Regions from separate parts of the Homo sapiens genome. Here region 1 is linked to region 2. A link is a loop called in an ENCODE intact Hi-C map of the cell type or tissue named here. Cell type or tissue: CD4-positive, alpha-beta T cell. All regions are shown on one strand. Each heading gives the region's core, and the rest is flanking DNA. Links, peaks and the distances in the headings are about the cores only. Region 1 has its middle 18 kb from the start of NDUFV2. Region 2 overlaps PPP4R1-AS1 (PPP4R1 antisense RNA 1).

Region 1 (8,339 bases), core at 8-8,007, 540 kb before region 2:
TAAAACAGGAACAATAACCATCTGCATCAGAGAAGTGTAACAATTACCCTGGCATTTTCATGTATTAACTAAAATAGCCCCAGAGAAAAAGGTGAAAAGATTTCAATACCAGGTTATGAACATTTTTACCAACCTGCCACATTGTCACAGTTTAACCCTTTGGTGCCCTAACCTGGCCATGCTACTGAGGAAAGGCCTGTTGGGCACCAGTTTGAATCAGGGACGTTCTGTGTGGAGTGCTGGGCCTGCTCAGATTTGGCACTGGAATCAGGACTGTGGTTGCTTGTGATGTCTTCCCAGGTCAAATATCCATCGCTAACAACCCCTGAAAGAGGATGTGGGCTTTGTTTATTTGTTCATTTTATTGCTTTTGTTTGTTTTGTAACTCTGGGCTTTAAGAAGATAGTATTAGAAACTTATCGGTTGGAAGGAAGAGAGGGTTTCCAAATTACTTGCCCTAAATCTGGATTTAAGGAACTCTGAGACATAAATTGAGATAAGAGCAACCTTTTTTTTTTTTTTGAGACAAAGTCTCGCTCTGTCCCCCAGCCTGCAGTGTGATGGCATGATCTCAGCTCACTGCAACCTCCGCCTCCTGGGTTCAAGCGATTCTCCAGTCTCAGCCTCCCGAGTAGCTGGGATTACAGGCGCCTGCCACCACGCCTGGCTAATTTTTGTATTTTTAGTAGAGACGGGGTTTCACCATGTTGACCAGGCTGGTCTCGAACTCCTGCCCTCAGGTGATCCACACGCCTCGGCCTCCCAAAGTGCTGGGATTACAGGTGTGAGCCACTGTGCCCGGCCGATAAGAGTACCTTTTAAGATTTAATTAAAATTTGCTTGAGGCTTCTTCCCAAGCTCTGTGAGGGGTCTAATTATTTCCCTGGGTTTATGTTAATTCCTGAGGTTTTGCAGACACATGTTCACTTCCAGTTCCACAATCCTGCTCTTGCTGAATGCACGCCTCTCTTGGTGTCTACTTCTGCTGTTGTCATCCTTTTCTGCTCTGGGACAATCTCGTTCTGGAACTCAACCTCTTTTCTTTGATTTATCCCAAACCACTTTCCCAAGGCAAAGGCTTGTACAATCCCATATCTGTATCTTTAATTTTTCTCCCCTCTCCTCTCTTTTTTTTTAATTAATTTTTTTAATTTAATTTTTTTTTTGAGACCAGTTTCTGGAAGTTACACTCTTTGACCCAGGCTGGAGTGCAGTGGTGCGAGCTAGGCTCACTGCAGCCTCCACCTCCTGGGTTCAAGCAATTCTCCTGCCTCAGTCTCCTGAGTAGCTGGGATTACAGGCATGTGCCACCATGCCCAGCTAATTTTTTAAATATTTTTAGTAGAGACGGGATTTCGCCATGGTGGCCAGGCTGGTTTCGAACTCCTGACCTCAAGTGATCCGCCTGCCTTGGCCTCCCAAAGTGCTGGGATAACAGGCATGAGCCACCGCGCCCGGCTCCCTCTCTTCTCTTGACTGTTCTACTCCCACTCACAAATTATTGTTGATGTTTAGATGTGGAGTGGTTTAGCTATAACTTTGCTATCTTATATTCTTTCATCCAGTGGCCCCAGGGTCTTTCCACCCACAAGTGGCTAATCAAGGCATTTTTCCAGACAAAGACAGTTCTCTAAGAGGAACTTTGGTATAAATTCTTTAAAGTATATATATGTGTGTGTGTGTGTGTGTGTGTGTGTGTGTATGCACATATACACATCTATACACACAAACACGTACATATATACACATATATAATATATATGCATATACATACATCATATATCATGCATTGTAGATATGTATATAATATATAAAGTATACAGATAATTACATGAATACATATTTATTTATTTATTTTATTCATTTATTTTTGAGACAGGGTCTCAACTCTGTCACCCAGGCTGGAGTGCAGTGATGCAATCTTGGCTCACTGCAACCACCACCTCTTGGGTTCAAGCAATCCTCCCACCTCAGCCTTCCGAGTAACTGGGACCACAGGCACGTGTCACTATGACTGGCTAATTTGTATTTTTGGTAGAGACATGTTGCCCATGCTGGCGCATAAATACATACGTATTTAAATCTATATACATATTATATGTATACACACACACACATATATATATACTCCACTGCATAGATTCAGTCATCTACACATCTAAACCACCTTTACTGTGGAATTAGTGAACTCTTTAGCTCCTCCCTTAGTCTGTTTCTTATTCTCATCTTTATTTCTCATTAAACTGATTATAATATATAAATATATTTCTTATATTTATCTCATCTTTATTTCTTATTCTCACCATCATTTTATTTCTGCATTGCCATACACCTTTCTTTCTGATTAAAATTAATCCCATCCAGTTTGCACTGTTGAGTTTATAAAATGGGAGACTGGAAATATCTGTTCAGTCACACACTGATTCAATCATACATTCATTCAACATACAATAATTGAGCACCTACAATAGAATACCATATTGGGTCCTATAGAAGAGACGGATAAAAGGGAGGGGGTCCATGCCTTCAGAAACTTAAAATCCAGCTGGATGTGCAACACTTAACACACACGAAACAAAGCATCCTCAAATGCACAATTCTCATCAGAGGAACAGCAAATTAGAGCAGAAAGCTAAAGCTTTGCCATGCACACCAATGCTGCTATATCAGCAGAATGAGCAGGAGGGGGAGAAAAGCCACTGTGGTTAAAAGAAACTGCTGGCCTATGGATTTTTTTAAATTACAATTTGCATGCTCTTCTAACAGTGTTAGTTCTGCTTAGGTGGCAGAGTGGCTTTCCTGAAAGTATGAGCTCAGCCTTGTCTTATGCCTGTTTAAAGAAAGAGGTCAGGTAAAGTGATTGTAGTAATAGCACCAAGCTGGTTGAAAACCACAGTATCTCTCAGATGGCACCAAAAACACCCACACGATGGAAAATTTTTGCCTGCTAAAAGCCGCTTGAAGTTGTTTCAGAAACACATATGAGCAGTATTTGCTCTTCTCCTTGGGAGTGTTCTCGAGGAAAACAGCTTTCCAAACTTAACATGTTAAGGTAGTAGAACAGTCTAGTGGCCTGAGTGAATTTTGGATTGAGCAGCAAGTGGGCCTTGAGTATTCAGGTAGCAAGTGGTCAAGGAGAATTTGGAGCTGGTCAGTGCCTGGCTAAACTGCATGTGCCTTGAAGAGAAGTCCTTCAGATCCACCTGTGTCTACACAAATTCATGAGTGACTGGTGCCGTGAATTCAGTCCCACTAACGCACCAGCTGTGCTTTTTGGTAGTTGTTTCCTTTTCTTGGCAATTTGGTTTTAGGTTGTGTCAAAAGGGGAAGACACAGAACTGAGACAAGGCAAAATTATAAGACATGTATCTTATTTTTTAGCTTCTCTATATCACTATATTTGAGGTGAAGGATTTAATCCTTATATAGCTCTTCCAAATCTCTTCATACAGTACCACAATTTATAACTGAACTCTATACTGAATAATCATTTAAAGCATTTTAAACTACCTTGGAAGAGAAATGAGTAATGACTCAATATATTTGCAAAAACCCATACTGTATCTATTGTAGGATGTCTACATAAAAACTGAATAACCCCATCAGTGTTCATTTGACATCAAAGTGGACCTAGGGGCAGAAAACAAAAGGACTCTCATCTTAAGGGCTGATAAATGTAGTCTATGTGTGGTATTGATAATTTTTTTAATTCACAGATCAAATATATTTTAATGTACACATGGAAGAATTTAACTATGAAGTTCATGAAGAATGGCAAGTATTAACATACTGAAAGATGGTATTCATGTGCAGGAGAAAGATAATCATCTGTTTCTCAATGATGGCAACATGCAATAAATGACTTCCTTCCGTAGAACCTCCAAATTAGAGTAATTCGTGTATTTCCCGTTTCACATTCTAGGAAAGTAAGTTATATCATGCTTTTCTAAGAACTGGTTGTTTTTCCTTGCATACTTCTATGACAAAATTTAAAATAATTTATTTGTAAGAGGATATACTGATGGTCTTAATTTGAAAACATTTAGTGAGATGTACCTGGCATACTAGATGTGATACTAAAAGAACTTGTGGGGCCGGGCACAGTGGCTCATGCCTGTAATCCCAGCACTTTGGGAGGCCGAGGCTGGCAGATCACCTGAGGTTGGGAGTTCGAGACCAGCCTGACTGACATGCAGAAACCCCGTCTCTAGTAAAAATACAAAAATTAGCCAGGCATGGTGGTGCATGCCTGTAATCCCAGCTACTCAGGAAGCTGAAGCAGGATAATTGCTTGAACCCTGGAGGCAGAGGTTGCGGTGAGCCAAGATCGTGCCACTGCACTCCAGCCTGGGCAACAAGAGCGAGACTCCGTCTCAAAAAAAAAAAAAAAGAAAAGAAAAGAAAGAAAGAAAACTTGTGGCCAGGAGAGGTGGCTCACGCCTGTAATTCCGGGTGTCTCTGGCTCTGGCTCTGTCTCTCTTGCCCAGGCTGGAGTGCAGTGGCGTGATCTCAGCTCACTGCAACCTCCACTTCCCGGGTTCAAGTGATTCTCTTGCCTCAGCCTCCTGAGTAGCTGGGACTACAGGCACGTGCCACCATGCCCGGCTAATTTTTTTGTATTTTTAGTAGAGATGGGGTTTCACAGTGTTAGCCAGGATCTTCTCGATCTCCTGACCTCGTAATCTGCCTGCCTTGGCCTCCCAAAGTGTGCTGGGATTACAGGCGTGAGCCACCATGCCTGGCCTCCGGTGATTTTTAATATATTTCTCTCTCTCTCTCTCTCTACATACATACATATATATATATATATATATATATATATATATATATATGTATGTATGTATGTATATATGTGCGTGTGTGTGTGTGTGCGTGTCTGTGTGTGTGTGTGTGTGTGTGTGTGTGTGTGTGTGTGTGTGTGTGTATATATTTTTTTTTCTGAGACAGAGTCTTGCTCTGTTGCCCAGGCTGAAGTGCAGTGGTGTGATCTCAGCTCACTGCAACCTCCACCTCCTGGGTTTAAGCGATTCTCCTGCTTCAGCCTCCTGAGTAGCTGGAACTACAGGCATGCACAGCCACGCCCTGCTAATTTTTGTATTTTTAGTAGAGACAGGGTTTTGCAATGTTGGCCAGGTTGGTCTCAAACTCCTGAGCTCAAGCAATCCATCAGCCTCGGCCTCCCAAAGTGCTGGGATTACAGGTGTGTGCCACCATGCCCATCCAATTATTATTTGAATTTTAACAATGATCATTACTTCTATCATCAGAAAGACCCATTAAAGATATTTCCATTGTAAAAATAACTGCATAGAAAAAATTGGCTTCCTATACTTAAATAAATAATATTAGATCCATAACGGACACTATTCACAGGTAAGTTACAGATAGAACTGTAGAAAATATATAAAACGAACACTTTATATTATTATAAGATTATCTTCATGACCTTGAATGAAGCAAAACGTCTTCTTTTAAGACAAGGTGTCACTCTGTCACTGAGGCTAGATTGCAGAGGCACAATCACAGCTCACTGCAGCCGCTACCTCATGGGCCCACGCAATCCTTCCACCTTACTTTCTGGAGTAGCTGGGACTAGGCGTGTGGTGAGCTACCAGGCCTGGGTATTTTATTATTACTATTTTTTGTTGAAACAGGGTGTCCCTATGTTGCCCAGGGTGGTCTCGAATTCCTGGACTCAAGCGATCTCCCCACCTCTGCCTCCAAAGTGCTGGGATTACAGGTGTGAGCCACCACACCCAGCCAATTTCAAATTTTATTTTAGATTAAGGGGTACATGTGCAGGTTCATTATATGAGTGTATTGCATGATAGTATGAATCATCGCATTACCCGGGTAGTGAGCATAGTACCAAATAGGTAGCTTTTGAGCCCTCGACCCCCCTCCCTCTCTCCCATATCAAGTAGTCCTCAGTGTCTACTGTTCCTTCCCATCTTTATGTTCATGTGTACCCAATGTTTAGCTCCTATTTGTGAGAACATGTGGTATCTTGTTTTCTGTTCCTGCATGAATTCACTTAGGATAATGACCAGCTGTATCCATGTTGCTTCAAATAACGAGATTTCATTCTTTTTTATGGCTGCATAGTATTCCATGGTATATATGTACCATATTTTCTTTACACAATACACTGTTGATAGGTATGTCAGTTGATTCCATGTCTTTGTTATTGTGACTAGTTTAAGCAAATTTTCTTAACACAGAAAAGACATGAATCATAAAGGAAAAGTTCTTTTTTGAGACAGGGTCTCACAGTGTGTCAGCTCACTGCAACCTCTGCTACCTGGGCTCAAGTGATCCTCTTGCCTCAGCCTCCCAAGCAGCTGGAACCACAGACATGCACCACCATGCCTGGCTTTTTTTTTTTTTTGTATTTTTGGTAGAGACAGGGTTTTACCATGGTGCTCAGGGTGGTCTCAAATCCTGAGCTCAAGTGATTTGCCCTCCTTGGCCTCCCAAAGTGCTGGGATTATAGGCCTGATCCACCACACCTGGCCTATAAAGGGAAAGATTTATAAATTTGCTTGTATTTTAGAGATGACACTAAAATTAAAAACTTAATTTAAAATTGAAGTTACAATACAAGCCACAGAACCAAGAAAAGGTATAACATGTATAACAAAGTATTAGTTACAAGGGAAACATTAATAAGCAAAAAAATTTTGTTTAATAAGCAAAAAAAATTTTGTTTAATGGGCAAAAATGTGAACAGGAAGCGGAAAAGGAAAACAAAATCACCAAAATCACAAAAGTGTGCTCAGCCTCACTGTAATTAGAGAAAAAAATTAAAATGAGATACCATGGTATGTACATCTGATTATCTACAATATTTATCCAGACAATATGAGATGTTGAAAAGGATGTAGAAAATAGGAACTTACATATTCTAGTAGTGGGAGTGAAAACTAGTACAGCCATTTTGATATTGAATTACTGATACCTAACAAAAATGTATGTTATGACCCAGAAAATCTTTTTCTATAGAAACTTGCAAATATTTGCACAGATGACATCTATAGAAAGTTGGAAACAATCTACAAGTCTATCAATAGGGAAATGAAAAATAAAGTGAAAATTCCCAAGAACATTGAATCAGCAGTTGATGCTGGATGTGGTGGTGTGCACCTGTAGCCCCAGCTACTTGGGAGGCTGAGGTGGGAGGATCCCTTGGGCGCAGGAGTTCAAGGCAGCGGTGAGCTATGATTGTGCCACTGTACTCCAGCCTGGGCAACAGAGCAAGAAAAAGCAAACAAAAAATCCCCAGCAGTTTAAAACATGAACCAGGTCTCTAGGTACTGATGTTATTAACAAAGATCACCAAAAAAATCATTGAGAAGAAAAAAAAGCAGGTTGCAAAAATATTTCCATAGTGTGATAAAATTGTTTTAATTGTAAAAACACCATATATATTGATAATGGATACATAGAAAATAATAAAGAGAATCATATACTAAAGGAAACTATTAGTTATTGTCTCTAGGGAGAAAAGTGGAGGAAAGTAATTTAAAAAGGTAGCAAAATGGACCTGATCTGAATATTATGTCACTTTTATTTAAAAAAAATAAAAGCAGCTGGGGATGGTGATTCACGCCTGTAATCCCAGCACTTTGGGAGGCCGAGGCAGGTGGATCACCTGAGGTCAGGAGTTCAAGACCAGCCTGGCCAACATGGTGAAACCCCATCTCTACTAAAAATACAATAATTAGCTGGGAGTGGTGGTGCGTGCCTGTAATCCCAGCTACTAGGGAGGCCGAGGCAGGAGAATCACTTGAACCTGTGAGGTAGAGGTTGCAGTGAGCCAAGACTGTGCCACTGCATTCCAGCCTGGGCAACAGAGTAAGACTCTGTCTCAAAAATAAATAAATAAATAAGTGAAAGCATATTGCAAAAAATAACAGTGGTGTGTTTAGACTCTTGCTGCTGTTCCCCATAGATCCTGACAAGCCTCCTCTCTGCCCTCTGACCACCGAGCTGCAGAGCTCCGGAGCTGCAGGAGGAGGACCTGCAGGGCCTGTGGGTGCAACTGTACACTAGTAAGCATGGGGATAGAGCAGGGCTCTAACTTCAATTTCCATTTACAGTCATGACATGCAAAAAACATTACTTGATGCCCAGCATGAAGCTCACTCACAGACACCCTGAAAATAGTCACTGATCGCACTGGAGCAAAAAAACAGCTTTCAGCCTGAGGAAGATCACATTGAGAGAAGTTGAAAGCATTTTGAAGAAAAACTCAGATTGGACACAGATTAGTCAAGTTGGTCTGAAAGTATCCCCTTGTCTTAGTCTGTTCCTGCTGCTGTAACAAAATACCACAGACT
Region 2 (8,339 bases), core at 114-8,113:
AGGGGCCATGCTAATCTTCTCTGTATCAGTCTAATTTTAGTGCATGTGCTGCTGAAACGAGCACGTTAAACAAATTTTTACCATTCATTTCATTCATCTTTTTTGAAGCCAGATTGACAAAATGTCCCTCATAAACTCATTTTCAAATAAGAAGAACAATTTTTAGGCCATGTGTGGTGGCTCACGCCTGTAATCCCAGCACTTTGGGTGGCTGAGGTGGGCAGATCACCTGGCGTTGGGAGTTCGAGACCAGCCTGGCTAACATGACGAAACCCTGTCTCTACTAAAAATACAAAAAATTAGCTGGGCATGGTGGCACATGCCTGTAATCCCAGCTACTAGGGAGGCTGAGGCAGGAGAATCACTTGAACCGGGGAGGCAGAGGTTGCAGTGAGCCAAGATCATGCCACTGCACTCCAGTCCGGGACACAGAGTGAGAGTCTGTCTCAAAAAAAAAAAGGAACAATTTAAAAAAACTAATTGCCAGTCTCTTACCTAAAGCCTCCTATACATTTCTATACATTGTATAAAGGTAAGGACAGACGCAGTGGCTCACGCCTGTAATCCCACCACTTTGGGAGGCTGAGGCAGGCAGATCACAAGGTCAGGGGATCGAGACTATCCTGGCTAACAGTGAAACCCAGTCTCTACTAAAAATACAAAAAAATTAGCCAGGCATGGTGGCGGGCACCTGTAGTCCCAGCTACTCGGGAGGCTGAGCCAGGAGAATGGCGTGAACCCAGGAGGCAGAGCTTGCAGTGAGCCAAGATCGCGCCACTGCACTCCAGCCTGGGTGACAGAGCGAGACTGTCTCAAAAAAAAAAAAAAATTGTATATTTGTGAAATTTTACTTGTCCTCCTCTCTATGCTTCTTCTATCTCCCTTTAAAGCTCCCTGTCAAGGTGACATTCTGAATGTGAAGCCTTAGCCTTTCCTAGAGCTTTCATAGTTTTTCAAAGATACTTGATCTCTTTACTCACATCAGCTAAAGAGACATTTTCTCACACTGTGCTTAAGAAAGAAGAGAGAAAGAAAGAAGGGGAGGGAGGGAGGGAAGGAGGGAGGGAAAGAAAGGAAAAGAAAAGAAAAGAGAAGAAAAGAAAAGAAAAAAGAGAAGAAAAATACCTACAGAACTGAGCTCTATACAGAGTTACCCTGATTCAGGCTGTTCTTTCTACATTTACAGGAGCTGAACACTGCCCCGAGAATGCAACAGAACTTCAGCTCTGTCCCAAGGTCGTCAGCCACAGCTCCAAGTTTCTTAGCATCAGCTTTTTCTGAACAAAATAGTGCATCCTGCTGGAATCACTACTGTAAACTGAGTATAAAGGAAAATAAACCCTCTTTTTCTTATCCACTATGTTCCCTACTCCCGTGCTTTTCCCAGTGCTCCAGGTTAGTAGAGGCAAAAGAATTCCCCACTGATGAGGTACTACATCCTACACAATTTGTTCCACACATTTTAATTTCATTAAGAGAAAACAAAGATGTTTAAACAGTGAGCACTAAATGGATTAGAGTGGCAGTAGTAAATTTCCTTTGTGCCTTTCTCTTAGAATTTAGAAAGCTTTAGTTGCAATCCCATTCAAAGCAATATGGGAGAGGCTTCCACAATGCCTGGCACAGAGTACGTGTGGAGGAAATGCTTATCATTTTAGATGCTTATTATTTTAAATGTTTAAATGTTTATTATTCTGAATCTGAATGGATGAGTCAAGTTGAACCAGGAAATAAACCATAGCAAACCACATATTCAAACCCAGATAAGTTCAGTGGTTAACTGCCCTGACTCTAAGCTCCCTTCACACTAAGGCTGCTCTATGGTAATATGATTCAGAAGAAATTACTTCCATTCTCATTTCACTTCTCTGTAACTGTTTGTAACAAATTGCTTGTGTCTCTGGTCCTTGGTTCCTTCCTTTGGTGGGAAAAATATTAGCACAATGACACAATATAATTCCCAGACTAGATAGCTAATACATTTTCTAACTTTTTATTTAGAAACAATTACAGATTTACATGAAGTTTCAAATGATGTGCCAGGATGTCCTATGTCACTTTCACATCAGTTCCCCCAATGGTAATATTACCGTATATATGAAACATTTTTCAGAGCGTGTGCCAGGCATCATGTTAAGCGCTTTTTCTTTTTTTTTCTTTTTTTCTTTTTTTTTTTTTTTTCTGAGATGGAATCTCGCTCCATCACCCAGGCTGGAGTGCAGTTGCACAATCTCAGCTTGCTGCAATCTCAGCTTGCTGCAACCTCCGCCTCCCGGGTACAAGCGATTCTCCTGTCTCAGCCTCCTGAGTAGCTGGGACTACAGGCGCCCACCACCATACTCAGCTAATTTTTGTATATATATATATATATTTTTTTTTTTTTTTTGTACAGACGGGGTTTCACCATGTTGGCCAGGCTGGTCTCAAACTCCTGACCTCAAGTGATCCACCTGCCTCGGCCCCCCAAAGTGGTGGGATTACAGGTGTGAGCCACCGCGTCCAGCCTGTTAAGCACTTTTATGTGCTTTCTGATTATTTAAAACAGCCCTGTGAAGTAGAAATTGATATTACCATTTTAAAAATAAAGGAAATCGAAGCTCAGAAAGGTTGGGTATTTTGACAAAGATCAAAAAGCAAATGACCTGGCACAGTGGCTCACACCTGTAATCCCAGCACTTTGGGAGGCCGAGGTGGGTGGATCATTTGAGGCCAGGGGTTCGAGACCAGCCTGGCCAACATGGTGAAACCCTGTCTCTACTAAAAATACAAAAGTTAGCTGGGTGTGGTGGCACATGCCTGTAATCCCAGCTACTCGGGAGGCTGAGGCATTAGAATCTCTTGAACCCAGGAGGTGGAGTTTGCAGTGAGCCGAGATCACACCACTGCACTCTGGCCTGGGTGACAGAGTGAGACTGTCTCAAAAAAAAAAAAAAAAAAGAAAAGAAAGAAAGCAAGCAAGCAAGCAAATAGGGGAATTAGTATTCAAACACTGGAATCCTGATTCTAAATAATGGCAATAGCGTTTGCGTATCCTCACATTCATAGCTTTTCTGTCAAAATGGTCCTTCGTCAACTTCTTTCGCATTAAGAGAACTTCTAGTCTTTCAACATGTATGGTCTTGGTATAATCTCTAATTCCATCTAAGTTATCACTGTTCCCTGAGGATTTTGTCATTGAAACATTTTAGGAGTCACCTCTTCACTCCGTTTCTCACTCAATATCCTGACCAAGATATTAACCACTTCAAAACCATACTAATAACTTTTTAACTAGCCTGTTTCAATTATTCTGGCCAAGTATACAAAAATTATCTTTCTCATATAATATTTTGTTCATCACAATTCTGTGAAATTCCCAAGCAAGTGCCTTAACAGTGTCCTCTCACCAGCTGCCCTTGGCTTGAATGGCTGCAGTTTGCCACCATTTCATTATTCGGACAAATCATCCAGGTAGACAATCTTGAACTCAGGTGCCAACTCACTTCTCCCTCAAACGATGTTCTTGGTTTTTTAGGAGGTTTTGTTGTTGCTGCTGCTTGTAGGTATGTGGCAGGTGTTGGGAGGGGTGGAATTCTACATATTTTTTTTTTTTTGAGATGCGGTCTCACTTTGTTGCCCAGGCTAGTCTTGAACTGCTGGGTTCAAGCAATCCTCCCACTTTGGCCTCCCAAAGAGCTGGGATTACAGGTGTGAACCACCATGGCCGGCCGGAATTCTACATCTTTGTAACATTTATTCTTTTCTGAATTTTCCAATTACAAAAATACATGTTTTTGGAGTGCCCAGAAAAGTATAAAGAAAAAACTAAAATCTCCAAAAATTTAGAGATAATACCCCCAAACAGTTTATGTTTACCTATTTTTTAAAGCTTTCAAAGTCCTATATTTAAAAAAGTTTAGCCTAGGCCGGGCGCGGTGGCTCACGCCTGTAATCCCAGCACTTTGGGAGGCTGAGGTGGGCGGATCACGAGGTCAGGAGATTGAAACCACCCTGGCTAACATGGTGAAACCCCGTCTCTACTAAAAATGCAAAAAATTAGCCGGGCGTGATGGCGGGCGCCTGTAGTCCCAGCTACTCGGGAGGCTGAGGCAGGAGAATGGCATTAATCTGGGAGGCGAAGCTTGCAGTGAGCCAAGATCGCGCCACTGCACTCCAGCCTGGGCGACAGTGGGAGACTCCGTCTTGGGGGGAAAAAAGAAAAAAAAGTTTAGCCGGGCGTGGTGGCTCATGCCTGTAATCCCAGCACTTTGGGAGGCTGAGGAGGGTGGATCACCTAAGGTCAGGAGCTTGAGACCATCCTGACCAACATGGTGAAACCCTGTCTCTACTAAATAATAATAAAAAATTAGCCAGGTGTGGTGGCACATGCCTGTAATCTCAGCTACTTGGGAGGCTGAGGCAGGAGAATCTCTTGAACCTGGGAGGCAGAGGTTGCAGTGAGCCGAGATTGTGCCATTGCACTCCAGCCTGGGCAAAAAGAGCAAAACTCCGTTTAAAACAACAACAACAACAAAAAAAAACAAAAAACCCCAAAACTTTAAATAGCTTTATTGAGATATAAATTATAGACTATAAAATTTACCCATTTAGCTGGGCGAGGTGGCCAATGCCTGTAATCCCAACACTTTGGGAGACCAAGGCAGGCGGATTGCTTGAGCCCAAGAGTTCAAGACCAGCCTAGGCAACATGGTGCGGCCCCATCTCTACAAAAAATGCAAAAATTAGCTGGGTGTGGTGATGCACGCCTGTAGTCCCAGCTGCTCAGGAGGCTGAGGTGGGAGGATGGATTGAACCCAGGAGGTGGAGGCTGTAGTGAGTTGTGCTCGTGCCACTGCACTCCAGCCTGGGTGGCAGAATAAGACCCTGCCTCAAAAAAATAATAATAATAAATAAAATAAAATGTACCTATTTAAAATGTACAATTCTTTAGTTTTTAGAATATTCAGTTATGTGACCATCACATCTAATTTGAGAACATTTTCATAACCCCAGAAAGAAACACGTATCATTAACAGTCACTCCTGATTGCCACTACAACAACCCCGGTTCTGCGTAACCAGTAATGTATTTTCTGTCCCTATGGATTTCTCTATTCTGGACATTTCACATAAATGGATTTGTATAATACGTGGTCTTTTGTGACTGGCTTCTTTCACTTAGCTGAATGTGTTTAATATTCATCTATGTTTTAGCATGTATCAGTATTTCATTCTTTTTTTAAAAAATTCTTTTTATTAATGTCTATTGTCCGTTGTATGGATATATCACATTTTATTTATCCCTTCACCAGCTGATGGACATTTGGATTATTTCCTTGTTTTAGTTATTATGAATAAGGCTGCTATAAACATTCATCTACAAGTTTTTGTGTGGATATATGCTTTCAATTCTCTTGGTTATATCCCGAGAAGTGGAATTGCTGGGTTGTGTGTTTTTTTCATTTGTTTGTTGTGTTTTATTTGAAACAGGGTCTCACTCTGTTGCCTAAGTTGAAGTGCAGTGGCACAATCAAGGCTCACTGCAGCCTTGGCTGGGTTATCTGTTAACTCCATCTTTTTTTTTTTTTTTTTTTTTTGAGATGGAGTCTTGCACTGTCGCCCAGGCTGGAGTGCAGTGGTGTGATCTTGGCTCACTGCAACCTCCACCTCCCAGGTTCACGTCATTCTCCTGCCTCAGCCTCCCGAGTAGCTGGGACTACAGGTGCCCGCCACCACGCCCAGCTAATTTTTTGTAGTTTTAGTAGAGACGGGGTTTCACCGTGTTAGCCAGGATGGTCTCGATCTCCTGACCTCGTGATCCGCCCGCCTCGGCCTCCCAAAGTGCTAAGATTACAGGTGTGAGCCACCGCGCCCGGCTGTTAACTCCATCTTTACTACTTTGAGGAACTGGCAATTGTTGTCCAATGCATCCACGCTATTTTGCATTTTCATTAGCAATGTATGAGGGTTCTAATTTCTCCACATCTTCCTACGTAAAATGTGTCTCATCCAAAGTTAAGCTGTCAGTATTCACAAATGACATGATTATATATGTAGAAGATACAAGAATCTACAAATAAACTATAAGAAGTGAAAATAGGTATCCTAGCACTTTGGGATGACGAGGCGGGCGGATCACGTGGTCAGGAGATTGAGACCATCCTGGCTAACACAGTGAAACCTCATCTCTACTAAAAATACAAAAAATTAGCCGGGCATGGTGGCGGGCGCCTGTGGTTCCAGCTATTCAGGAGGCTGAGGCAGGAGAATGGCATGAACCCGGGAGGCGGAGCTTGCAGTGAGTCGAGATCATGCCACCGCACTCCAGCCTGGGCGACAGAGTGAGACTCCGTCTCCAAAAAAAAAAAAAAAAAAAAAAAAAGTGAAAATAGGCTGAGTGTGGTGGCTCACACCTATAATCCCAGCACTTTGGGAGGCCAAGGCAGTAGAACCACTTGAGGCCAGGAGTTCAAGACCAGCCTAAACAATATAGCAAGACCCATTTCTAAAAAAATGTAAAAAATAGCCATGTGTGGCAGCGCATGCCTGTAGTACTAGCTACTCAGAAAACTGAGGTGGGAGGATTACTTGAAGCCCAGGAGTTCGACGCTGCAGTGAGCTATGATCATGCCACTGCACTCCAGCCTGAGTGACAGAGCAAGACTTTATCTCAAAATAATAATAATAAACTTAAAGTTTAAAAGTAAATTTAGCAGTCATTAGACACAAGATCAGTTCTATATCTATTATATAACTACTCAATAATTATAAATAGAATTAAAAATTTTAATGTTACTTGCAATAGCATTAAGAAGGTTGAATCCTCAAAATGAATCCTAATGAAAGATGTGCAGGACCATTACATAGAAAACTATAAAACATTATCAAAGAATTTAACTTGATGAATTCTTAAGAAAATGATAGCCTGGCTGGTCGTGGTGGCTCACACATGTAATCCCAGCACTTTGGGAGGCCGAGGTGGGCAGATCACCTGAGGTCAGGAGTTCGAGACCAGCCTGGCCAACATGATGAAACCCCTGTCTCTACTAAAAATACAAAAATTAGCTGGGCGTGGTGGTGGGTACCTGTAATCCCAGCTACTCTGGAGGCTGAGACAGGAGAATCTCTTGAACCCAGGAGGCGGAGGTTGCAGTGAGCCGAGATTGCACCACTGCACTCCAGCCTGAGTGACAGAGCGAGACTCCATCTAAAAAACAAAAAAAGAAAATGATAGGCTACATCAAGACCACAGATTAGAAAGCTCAATTTTATGAAAGGTCAATTGTCTTTCAAACTGATTTATAGATTCAATTCATTCCTGATTAAAATCTGAGCCAATTTTGTTGTTGTCGTTATTGTTGTTGTTGTTTTGAGATGGAGTCTTGCTCTGTCTCCTAGGCTGGAATGCAGTGGTGCGATCTTGGCTCACTGCAACCCCCGCCTCCCAGCTTCAAGCAATTCTCCTACCTCAGCCTCCCGAGTAGCTGGGATTATAGGCTTGTGCCACCATACCCATCTAATATTTGTACTTTTAGTAGAGACGGGGTTTCACAATGTTGGCCAGGCTGGTCTTGAACTCCTGATCTCAGGTGATCCACCACCTTGGCCTCCCAAAGTGCTGGGATTACAGGTGTGAGCCACTGTGCCCGGCCTAGATTTTTTTTATGGGTGGCCAGAAGTCTGACACGGATCTCACTGAGTTAAAGTCAGGGTGTCAGCAGGGCTGCATTCCTTTCTGGAAGCCCTAGGGTAGAATGCATTTCCTCTCCTTTTCCAGCTTCTAGATACCTCAACTTTCAGTGACTCATGGCCTCCTTTCTTCATCTTCAGCAACATTGCATCTCTCTGACCCTTTCTCCAAAGTCATGTCACCCTCTGTCTCTTTTTCTTTCTTCCACTTTTAAGGACTTTATTTATTTATTTATTTATTTATGAGACAGAGTCTCACTCTGTCACCCAGGCTGGAGTGCAGTGGCACAATCACTGCAACCTCTGCCTTCTGGGTTCAAGTGATTCTCCTGCCTCAGCCTCTCAAGTAGCTGGAATTACAGGCGCATGCCACCACACCCGGCTAATTTTTATTTTTGTATTTTCAGCAGAGATGGGATTTCACCATGTTGGCCAGGCTGGTCTCAAACTCCTGACCTCAAGTGATCCATCTGCCTTGGCCTCCCAGAGTGTTGGGATTACAGGCGTGAGCCACTGCGCCTGGCACTTTTAAGGACTTTATGATGACATAAAGTTGATAGTGGATATTGACTACCTGATTCTAAAGGTATATGCAGAAATGCAAAGGGTCAAGCCAAGAACAACCAATTTCAAAGAACAGCCACCAAGTGGGAGAAACTTACCCTGCTGGAC

The links. A loop is a pair of places that touch in the nucleus more often than their neighbours do. Peaks named below come from ENCODE experiments on the same cell type or tissue, not always from the same donor. Only the 100,000 strongest peaks of a DNase experiment are listed, where the experiment ranks them.
Region 1: it touches region 2 in a loop (6-fold over the local background); 3 of 110 quality-filtered maps call a loop at or near these places.

What each region holds. Positions count from the first base shown.
Region 1 is chr18:9,080,140-9,088,478 of GRCh38, forward strand. No RefSeq gene overlaps it. Among named protein-coding and RNA genes, the nearest start is that of NDUFV2, 18 kb to the right of the region's middle. In CD4-positive, alpha-beta T cell, for the core only: no CTCF peak of the experiment used is centred there; DNase peaks (open chromatin) are centred at 2,722 and 3,872; H3K4me3 peaks cover 727 bases; H3K27ac peaks cover 2,489 bases.
Region 2 is chr18:9,618,009-9,626,347 of GRCh38, forward strand. PPP4R1-AS1 (PPP4R1 antisense RNA 1) reads left to right here. Exons shown (of 3, transcript NR_110773.1): 3 at 1,187-1,355. It also overlaps the pseudogene RNU6-903P. Among named protein-coding and RNA genes, the nearest start is that of PPP4R1-AS1, 7.4 kb to the left of the region's middle. In CD4-positive, alpha-beta T cell, for the core only: no CTCF peak of the experiment used is centred there; no DNase peak of the experiment used is centred there.